Linked DNA regions of Homo sapiens: region 2 is linked to region 1. Evidence: chromatin loops called from intact Hi-C (ENCODE). Cell type or tissue: B cell. All regions are shown on one strand.

Region 1 (5,000 bases):
AAACTATAAAAGAAGTTTTGGAAAGACAATAGAAAAGAAGAAGGTTTGGTAGGTTTGGAAAATTCTTTTTCTTCTAATGCACTATAAAATGTGAAGCAGAAACACAATAGCTTAATGAGTTTCCATCTCTGTACTGTGACAAATCTACAATTTGGCCATTGTAAAAGTAATGATGTGTTTCATTAATTTCATACGTTCTTTTAATAGAGTATTTGGAGGAAAGACATTTTTGCTTTAGAAATTAGAGCAAAGAAAAGCGGATAAAAGCTTCAAGTTGGTGTTCAGTACTTCCTGGAATACATTAATAACATTCATCCGCCTTTTCAAACACACAGACAAATCTCAAAGTGATGCTTTGTCTTCTCAGTCATAATTCTAATAATAATGGAAGATGAGACATCCTTACCTCCTAGTCTCTCCCCACAATCCCCACTCCCTGGCTTGCACATGCACACAAATAATGCACTTTTTACTAGTACATTTGCATCTGGAAGTTCACATTCTATAACCTCCATCAATACATGTGGATACTCCAGGGCACATCCTCTGTGCCATTTCCAAATGCCCTATGGGGCTCACTCTTCAGACACAAGTCACATAATCTATGTAGTTCCACCTGCCTTTTCACAGATATCCTCATAGTGTGCTTTCTTAGGCTGGGATCCCCCAGGATCTGACTCCAGATAAGGATTTTAATACAAGTGCTTTATTTGTGAGGGGATCCAAGTAGCACCAGTAGTGGGATGAGGAAATGAGAGAGGGAAGGTAAAGAAGCCGCTAAACGGTGCCCTACTGAGCCAGTTATCATGGTGGGCAATGGGGGCATAACCCCACTGGGGACTGTTGAGAGCCAGTGTAAAACATATCTCAGAGTTCTCACCACTGGGGTATATATCCACCAACTCCCATGTGCCATTGGCTGCTCTCTGGGGGAATGAAATCCCAGTGCTTCCAGCCTGCACTCTTTGTAAGTCAATGGAAGCTGTTAGGAGGAAAGCCAAAAAGTCTTGCAGTAGGGCCCCATCTGTACGTGTGGGACAAGTGAGAGCTGAGAGGGTGAGAGTGAGCAAATGTGGCTGCTGATGGTGCCATAAGACTCCTTTATACCTCAGTTGTCCAAATGCTACTGTCCACAAACCATATGGCAGGTTTTCAAACCAGTCACAGAAACACATTCATCTGCCACACTTCTTCCTTGCATTCAGAAGCTTGACAGTGATGAGTTTTACTTGACTATGTCTTTAGAAACAACTCTGGGCTTGTTCTGTAACCCTAACAGAGGCAGCTGGAATTTACAAACCCACTGTGAAATGTGATGGGCTCAGTGTGTTTCTTCTCCAGCAGTGTCTTACTTCTCTTAGTGAAATTTCTGTCCCAATCTTGTGAATAGAAAAGCGAGGCTGGGGGTTTGGGGATGGAGTGGGAGGAAGGAAAATCTACATCATAGAGAAGGTTTACATATAGAAAAACACAGCATAGTGGGGTAGATCTCAAAGTCTATTGCAGTTTTCTGAAGGGCAGAAGGTGGGTTTTTTGTTGTTGTCTATCATTTTCCTTAGAATTACCAAGGGTAAATTAAGTGCTGCTCTAGAAGCCCTGTCATGGCCAACAACTCGGCAATGGACTGTTGAGGTCTTGAGGTTTCTGCAGAGGTATTTTCAGTTGGTGGGGCTCCAGCACTTTCTTGTTCCGCAGTTCTAAGCCTATTTGCATGAAGCATTCTTCAGGTTAACTGCTCAACTCTCACCTTCATGAATCTGGCATATGAGCAATTATCTCTCTCCAAGGACCGGCATTTGTTGGTCTGATTTTCTCGTTCATAGAGTGATGAGATTTCTGCTTGACGTCCTAGTGCCCCTGAGCCTGGCAGGACATGAGTGGTACTCCTGGGCAACCACAGCACTGTTCCAGATAAGAGCAGTTCTCACTCTGAGGACCCTCAAGTCTTCCATGAACTCAGGTCCTTAAAGACACAAGAACAAATACCTAAACGGGAACTGCGCCGAGACGTGTGTATGTGTGTACATGTGGGTACCTTATGTGGAAGCACACACATGTACATGTGCGCAGGAGCTGAAGGGAGCATGATAATTCCCTACGATGCCATGAATAAGAGAACAGCTGTTTATCTCAGATATTAAAAGAATGTCAATTGGGTTGAGTTTTCTTTTGGCACAAGAATAAGGAATGCTTAAGTTTCCCACTTGCATTTAATTTATTTTTAGGTTTATTCACCACCATTTGTCAGGTTTCTTGAGCGTGACCTGAAACTGACCTTTAGATAAACGTGAAGGCAAACAGAGCCCTGAAACTCTATCTGTATGTTCTTTTGTCTTGGGAACTGTAAATCGGGGCATTAGGTGAATAACACAGCTTGGCTTTGTGTCATGAAAAGTAATTCGGGCTGTGGTAAGGGCAGGATTTATGAAGCTGTCTGGCTAGACTTGGGCAAAATGCCAGCTTACACCTGCCTTGCAGATATGGATGTGTGCAGTTGTCACCTTGCTGAAGCAGCCAAATTCCTTTCACTGGATAGAGGCATTGCTCTGCCACCAAAGCTGGGAGCGGGTAGGGAGGCACTGGTGGGGGCACCTGCTGTGGAGGAGCGAAACAGTCTTTAGGAAACAGACAGCATAGACTTCCCTTTTTGAACTTCCCTTTTCTAACTCCCAGGCAAAACTCTCTTTAAAAAAAAATGTAATTACTATTTCCAAAACATTGTAAGTAATCTTGTGGGGTTGGCAAGAAAATGAAAGTAAATCAATTTGCAAAGCTTTACAGCTTTTTTTTTTTTTTTTTAATGAGAGATTGTGTCATAGCTAAGGTGGCTATATAATTTATCATCCAAACAGGGACACTTTTCAAAGTGAAAAAGGGAGGGCTGTAATTAATTCAGCCAGGACAACAGGCATAAATTGGGGCTGTCTGAGGCAAACCAGGATGGACGAGGACCCTAGTCATGAAAATTTACACTGCCACACAATGAACCCACCAAAGGACTGTTGTGTTACAAGGATGCTTCTCTAAGAAGTGACAGAAATTACACTGTCTCGTTGATGGTGCTGGACTCCCTCCACAAAGCAGATGGCCAAATTGTCATGATGCCAAATCACACTGCAGAATTTCTGTAGTAAAATCGTCATGCGCCCTTTTTCTCAGTGCCTTCCCCATCTCAGAAAAGTGCAAAAGCTCAGCAAATCCTTGCTTTTCCTGAGAATGGCCATCAGATAATATACAAAGCCTGGTCAGCATCTGATTAATTAGGATAAAGGCACAAGGGAGAATGTACAGTGTATGGGGAATAGCACTGATCTTTTTTATCTCAATGCTAATGAACTTTGACATGAACTTCCCCTTCTCCAGCAAAGTCATTTCTTAGAGTTTTCAGCTTTCTCCCCACTTTCTCATACTTTATAGCTTCACTGGTGTATTCATTTCATATGGATGCCATAACAAATAATAAAAAAATTTGGTGTCTAAAAACGAGAAATTATTTTCTCATAACACTGGGAGCCAGAAGTCTGAAATCAAGACGTCAGCAGGACTATGCTCCCTCCAAAGACTTTAGGGGAGAATTCTTCCTTACCTCTCCCAATTTGTGGTGGCTCCTGGTGTTCTTTGGCTTGTGGCAACATAACTGCAAACTCTGCCCCTCTTTCCACATGGCCTTCTTCTTGGGTCTCTGTGTCCTTTCCTCTTTTATAAGGATACCTGTCATTGAACTTTGTGCCCACCTTATATCTGGGATAATTTCGTCTTGAGATTTTTAAATAACTACATCTGCAAAGATCTTATTTCCAAATAACATTCTGAGATTCTGGTTTGACACAGATTTGGGGGGGAACATTGTTCAACTCACTACAATTAGTAAATGACAAACAAATAAATTTCTAAAAAGTAGTCCTTAAACTCCTGGCGACCCCTAGCCCCCATCCAGGTAATTGACTGCATGTGTTGTGAAACCCAGTGCCTCTACATTGCTTCTCTTGCTGTGCGGTTCACATGACAGTCCAGAGGAGGAGGCTACCCACAGAGAATGTATAACTTGAACTCAGCCTTAATAGAAGCTTAATAGAAGTTTGGATAAATTGTGAGAAGGGAGAGGGCATTTGAGTTGAAATTTTAAATCTCTCTTTTAAGCGTCAGCCATAGTGATAACCAAAATGTCTCTTCCTTCTGTAAGAGCCTAAAATTCAACTCAAGCAGGCTTATGCAAAAATGGGCTAATGTATCAGCGATAGTAACGGAAAAGTCCAAGTCTAGGCCCAAGAATCACTGGATGTTGCTCCTGTAAGAGTGCTTTCAGAAATACACTAGTCTCTTCTTGACTTGGGCTTCCTCTGTTTTGACATAATTCCTTGAGAAATGGTCCCAAGCAGCTCCATACTAACAGGCTCTCACATTAGTAAATCCAACAGAAATTTCATGTTTCTTTCCCAGCAGTTCCAGAAAAAGTGGATGTTAAATGGCTGTGATGGTCACACGTTCTCTCCTGAGTAATCATTCTGTCAGGGGCTACTGTACTCCTCCTTCCAGGTCTGAGTCACCTGCCCTACTTAGAGCCATGGGGTGGAGTCAGCCATACCCAAATCATGTGGACTAAGCATGAGAAGAGTGAGGGAGGATTCACTTATTCTAGGAAAGCCATTGTGATGTTAGAGGGGAAGGAGAAATAAATGTAGGCAAACAAAAATAACGGCTGTCCACTCCCCTCACTCTGACAACTTTTACAACCACTTCAGACACTATCGGGAGAATTTCTATTCAGCTGTAAGAGCTGTGTCTGTCCCCAGATAATCCACAAAAATACAAAATGTCTGCTTTGGCACCACAGGTACCACAGATATGTTTTATTTACGCATGGTACCTTAGACCCTATTTTCAGGCAACTAGATGGAAGGTATATCAATCTGCTAGTACTGCCATAAAAAAAATCACAGACTGGGTGGCTTCAACAACAGAAATTTATTTCCTCACAGTTCTGGAGCTACAAGTCCAAG
Region 2 (5,000 bases), 650 kb after region 1:
CAGGAGTTCAACATACACTGGGAAACAGAAGAAGGGTGGAAGGGAAGTAATTCAAAGAGTGTGGCCAATTCTTTCTGCTAGGTAAGAATTTCCCCCCAAAAGGTTTCAGTTCTCTTGTGTATCTCAGTGTCAAACGTGAAGTCACATGTATCATATGTAAAGGAGGATTTTAAAGCATTTTCAGTAGTTATTTTTGCCTTATACAAAAGATCAACTCCACTGCACCCTGGTTTCTCAGGTCAGTGATCCATACACTGAACCATAATTTCTTCAGCCAATGAAGGTCATTAAGGCAGAGGGTGGCAACAGTTTCCACAAGGACTCCCTCCAGTGAGGAGGCAGCATACCAGGACTTGAACCTCTGGTTCTGTTAGCAGACAGAATTGGGTTCAAATGCTGACCCTGTCAGTACTTGCTGTGTGGAACCCTGAGCAAGTTACCGCGCTTCTCTTCTCTAAGACTCAGTGTCTAGTTCTAAGAAATGGGAGTAATAATAACAATTACCCCCACAAGCGTTGCAGTGAAGACTCAGTGAGATAATCCGTGCAAAGTGAATGCTCAGCATAGTGCTTAGGTCAGTAAACACTGGCTTAAAAGTCCCTGGTCTGATATTATAGTTCCCTAACCCTGCACCCAACCTTCCAAAGCTCCTTTTTATATCCTACTATATTTAACATAAATCTATAATCCCCTCCAAATGCATGGTTAAGTGCAATTAAAGTATGTTAAAAATACAAGAAAGGGGGCTTAACCTTGAGAAGCTCAGCCTGGGGAAATACTGCTTCTTTCATACACTGACATCTGGCAGCAGTCAACTGGCTTAACCCACCTCCATTTTACAATTTTATGGCAATGATGGGATCACCATGAAGGCCCTGATGAGTCCCGTACTACTACAGAATCTCCTCCTCCTAATCTCTAGTTGCAGCTTTTTCTCATGCACTGCTGCCCTAACAGTCAGCTCACCTCAACTCTTATCACACATCCACCCAATAATTACTACACACCTGCCATTTGCCAGGCACCGTGCAACCTGCTAGAACAAGAGTGGCCCAAACAGACCAGGTCCCTGCCCTTCTGGACTGACTGTGTAGTGGGCAAGACTGTGACACTGGTCAGATAATCATACAAATATAGCAAAATTACAAGGATAATTGTAGAACTACAACCAAAGGAACTTTCATGGTGGCCTGAGAGCAAAAAGTAGCGTGTTAATGGAAGACAGGGTGGGGCAGGGATCTGTCTTCACTGGGGGTTGGAATCCAGCTCTACTGTTAGCTACAAAACCTTAAGCAAGTAGTTTGATCGCTCTGGGGAATCAGTGCCTTCATCTGTAAAACGGAAATAACATCTGGCTCATGTGACTACTACAGAAGATCATACAAATAACTTTAGCTCAGGGCCTGGTAGAAGGTAGCACTCAATAAACAGGGGCTATTGCTATTGTCAATATTAGTATCATTATTACAAATATATCTGAGACCTGAAATCGATAGGTGGTTTGGCCCTATGGGACCAAATGCTAGTATTTGCTACATTCAAAGGCAATTCACAAGAGGCAACAACAAATCCCTTTCTGAGGGGAGAAACACTAATATAGTTCTAATCAGATATTCCTCATTTAAAAATCAGTGGGGGATTATTAGTCTAATAATACTAACAACTGGAATAAAATATCAGAATAGAGAACTGGCCTGTTTTAGCAATGGTTTCTTTGTCAAAGCTCTTTTCTGTCATCTTGATAGGACACTGATGTAACCTATTAGAACCCAAAAAAAGAGGAAAGCAGGAAAGCAGCCATCTCCACTGGAAAAAAAAGACCCATAAGTCTAACAGCTGGTGGTGGCAGCCTGTCAAACCGAGGAAAGTTAATGTCAAGAACAGACGCGCGGCAGTCTCTCACTGTTATTTTTGCATGATTATTCCCAGGTGTTAGTGCATGCTGAGCAGTAGCCTGGCTATTTATCACGCGAGAGAGCCTAAGAGCATGGGAGGGGGAGCAGGGAGGCTGAAGGGAGGCAGGGAAGAAAAGGTTATTTACACAGAGAGCGGCACTTAGTGTGTGTAATCAGAGGGCTGGGTTGGGGGCGGGCAATCTGCAGGGAAACCCTGGCAATATTTTCTCCGTTCACCTTCTTTCAAGGGCTTCCTGAGTGCTGATGGGCAAGGAAGGATCCAAAGCTGGAGTGTTGGTGGGGACAGCTTTTCATCACTGGGGCATTTCACTGTGTTGGTCAGTGATGCTTTCAGTACCAGGAAACCGACAGCCAGTGAGGATAGGTGGCCAGGGTAGGGCTGGAGAGTGCTCCCTCGAGCACTCCTGCTCCACCCAGACCCAACAAAGAGACATTCAGGTGGCTCTGCTGCCAGGTAGAAGGAGAAGGCGAAACCCAGGACTGCCGAGAAGCAAGCCTCCAGAAGGCAGAGAGATTCCCTCCTTTACCTGGGATCAGGTCTAAACCCTGACAGGGAAGCTTGCCACAGCTTTCTCACGTCTATTGCCAAAAATATCCACACCGATCCTGCTATTAACCCCTCAATCCCGGGATCACCAACAACCAGAGGGGGAATGGTGTTTTACTTTGCTCAGAGCCAATATTGTTATAGTCTATGAGAATGCTGGGGCACGATTACTTAATGTTCACGTTTTCTCCATATCCTGGTATTGGGCTGTTTTATGAGATTGCCCATAGTCACCTCTTCATTTAAAAAGCATTAGAAAGAGACTCCACTACTACGTAGGGGAAATCACAGCTCTTTAGAGGCGACCACTGCTGCAGTCTCTTACTTTGCATTTTAACCACCCTTTTTCTGCCTGACGTCACTGCTTCTTTAGCAAAGCAGGGGAAGCTTTAAAAACCATTTCCTTAAATTAGGCACTGATCTTTTCTCCAGAACTAATCATTGAGGCTGAATTTCCATCCCTAAAGGACAAACCTGTAACAACTGAATTTTGGTCACTTCTAATTCTGCCTTTTCGTAAATGTGATGGAGACAACTCTTCCTTTCAGAACCATGATCAAAGCAATTTACGCTTTGCAGCTTGCTGAGAAAACAACATGGGCAAATTCTCACAAAGGGTCTAAGGTACCAGACTTTTTCCGCCTCCTTTAATTCTCACAACATTCCTGTTTTATAGAAGCAGAAACTGAAGATCTCAGAGGATGGGCCACTTTATCTAAGGAGCTGAAATTCAAGACCAAAGCTCTCTGATCTTAAAGTCCATGGGCTTTCTCATAAAAATAGTAACATCAGCAGCTACTTTTTAACACATACAACATAGAGGAATTATAACTGTCTTACCACATATAGTGTAGGAGGGATTATACTGTGCATTCTCTCTTTTGATCTTTACAAAATTGTTAAGGGAAGTATTTTACAGATGAGGAAAAGGAAACGTGGGAAAAGTTAAGTAACTTAAAAGGTCACTCAGGGTCGGTGGCTGAGCCAGAATTTGACCCCACATTGGTCTAACATCAAACGCAAACCCTTCTAAATGTAAAATAGAAGATGAGATGGAAAGAAATCTTTCTCCATGGGTAATTTCTGGCCCTTTTCTGTATGTTGGAAGCAATATACCTGAATCACCCTTTATTACCCATAGTTCAGAATAGTGAATCTCAGGCTTGCAAGCAAATAATACAATCCCTTCAGAAACCTCACTTTAAAACCTTACTGAAACCAAAGCTCAGCTTTTGTTTTATTGTTGTTGTTTTAAATCATCCAATTCTAAAACTACCGTTATGCACAGACTGGGAATTATATTGCCATTTCCACTTTCTCATTATCAGGTATGAAGACCAACCCTGCCCTCAAGTGCTGTTCAGGCTTAGCAGCTGATCTGGTAGGACTTGGCCTGGGGATGGACCAGGGCTCTGGCCCCAAGGCCAGTGGGGCCAAGACGGATGCTTCCACCTCCAGCCAGAACCCCCACCATGCCAAAATTCCAGAATGCCAAAAATCCAAGGCCCGGTGCAGTGGCTCACGCCTGTAATCCCAGCACTTTGGGAGGCCAAGGCGGGTAGATCACCTGTGGTCAGGAGTTCAAGACCAGCCTGACCAACATGGAAAAACCCAGTCTCTACTAAAAATACAAAAATTAGCTGGGCGTGGTAGCGGCTCCTGTAATCCCAGCTACTCGGGAGGCTGAGGCAGGAGAATTGCTTGAACCCAGGAGGCGGAGATTGCAGTGGGCCGAGACTGCACCATTGCCCTCCAGCCTGGGCAACAGAGAGAGACTCTGTCTCAAAAAAAAAAAAAAAAAAAAAAAAAAAATCTGGGTTCTGCATGGTACTGCTTTGGGGTGGAGAGGAAAGGGGGTCACTGACTCTTCGTGTCTGACTGCCAGAAGGATCCCTATATGCAGGTCACAAAGCAAGAGAATGTACACAGCTACATGTGTAAAATACGCTTTAAACAGCAGTGACTATTTTTAACTTCATTCTCTAGCCATGACAGTTTTCAAAGCAAAACAGAAGGTACTGAGTATGTAAAGATGGAATATAATTAAACTACTCTACTCAATGTCTTAAATTTCTTTTGTTATGAAGCCAAATTAAATTCCTCCCTCAAAGGCCTTGAACTGTGTAGAGTTCCATAGCTAAGCGATATTGGTGGAGGCGGAGCAGACACAGGGACTCTTTTCTACCACACCACATCAGTTGTCACATACTTAGCCTCAGTTGTGTTCTTTGAAAACCTGTCCTACTGCTGAGCCACAGATACTTAATCTGTTTCAAAAGTGCCGCTGACATCTTTCACTGCTCAGAGAGCTGTGTGTGCTTTAAATAGTGGCAGTAAATGATCAGTGTTTTCATATCTTGTTCATAAGAGTTCTCTGATTTCCTCTCATCCCATTTCCAAAGACACTTAAAGCACAAAAATAAGCCACAAAGAAAGGAGACCATCGTAAAGGCACTAAAAAAGCCTGTGTTCTTGGATTAATCCTTTGCACAAGGCCCTTTGTACAAAGCTGAATTCCTGAAAAGTTCCATGCAAAT

What was found. Hi-C counts contacts between places; a loop is a spot of excess contacts. Peaks named below come from ENCODE experiments on the same cell type or tissue, not always from the same donor. Only the 100,000 strongest peaks of a DNase experiment are listed, where the experiment ranks them.
Region 2: it touches region 1 in a loop (5-fold over the local background); 1 of 110 quality-filtered maps calls a loop at or near these places.

What each region holds. Positions count from the first base shown.
Region 1 is chr5:124,054,848-124,059,847 of GRCh38, forward strand. It overlaps LINC01170 (long intergenic non-protein coding RNA 1170), which reads right to left. Exons shown (of 6, transcript NR_125774.1): 6 at 4,947-5,000. Among named protein-coding and RNA genes, the nearest start is that of LINC01170, 380 kb to the right of the region's middle. RefSeq lists an enhancer at 1,865-2,054. In B cell, no CTCF peak of the experiment used is centred here; DNase peaks (open chromatin) are centred at 1,834 and 2,594; H3K4me3 peaks cover 2,139 bases; H3K27ac peaks cover 2,463 bases.
Region 2 is chr5:124,704,924-124,709,923 of GRCh38, forward strand. The region is part of intron 2 of ZNF608 (zinc finger protein 608); the gene reads right to left. Among named protein-coding and RNA genes, the nearest start is that of ZNF608, 39 kb to the right of the region's middle. RefSeq lists an enhancer at 4,171-4,910. In B cell, no CTCF peak of the experiment used is centred here; DNase peaks (open chromatin) are centred at 108, 1,338 and 2,818; H3K4me3 peaks cover 3,207 bases; H3K27ac peaks cover 2,845 bases.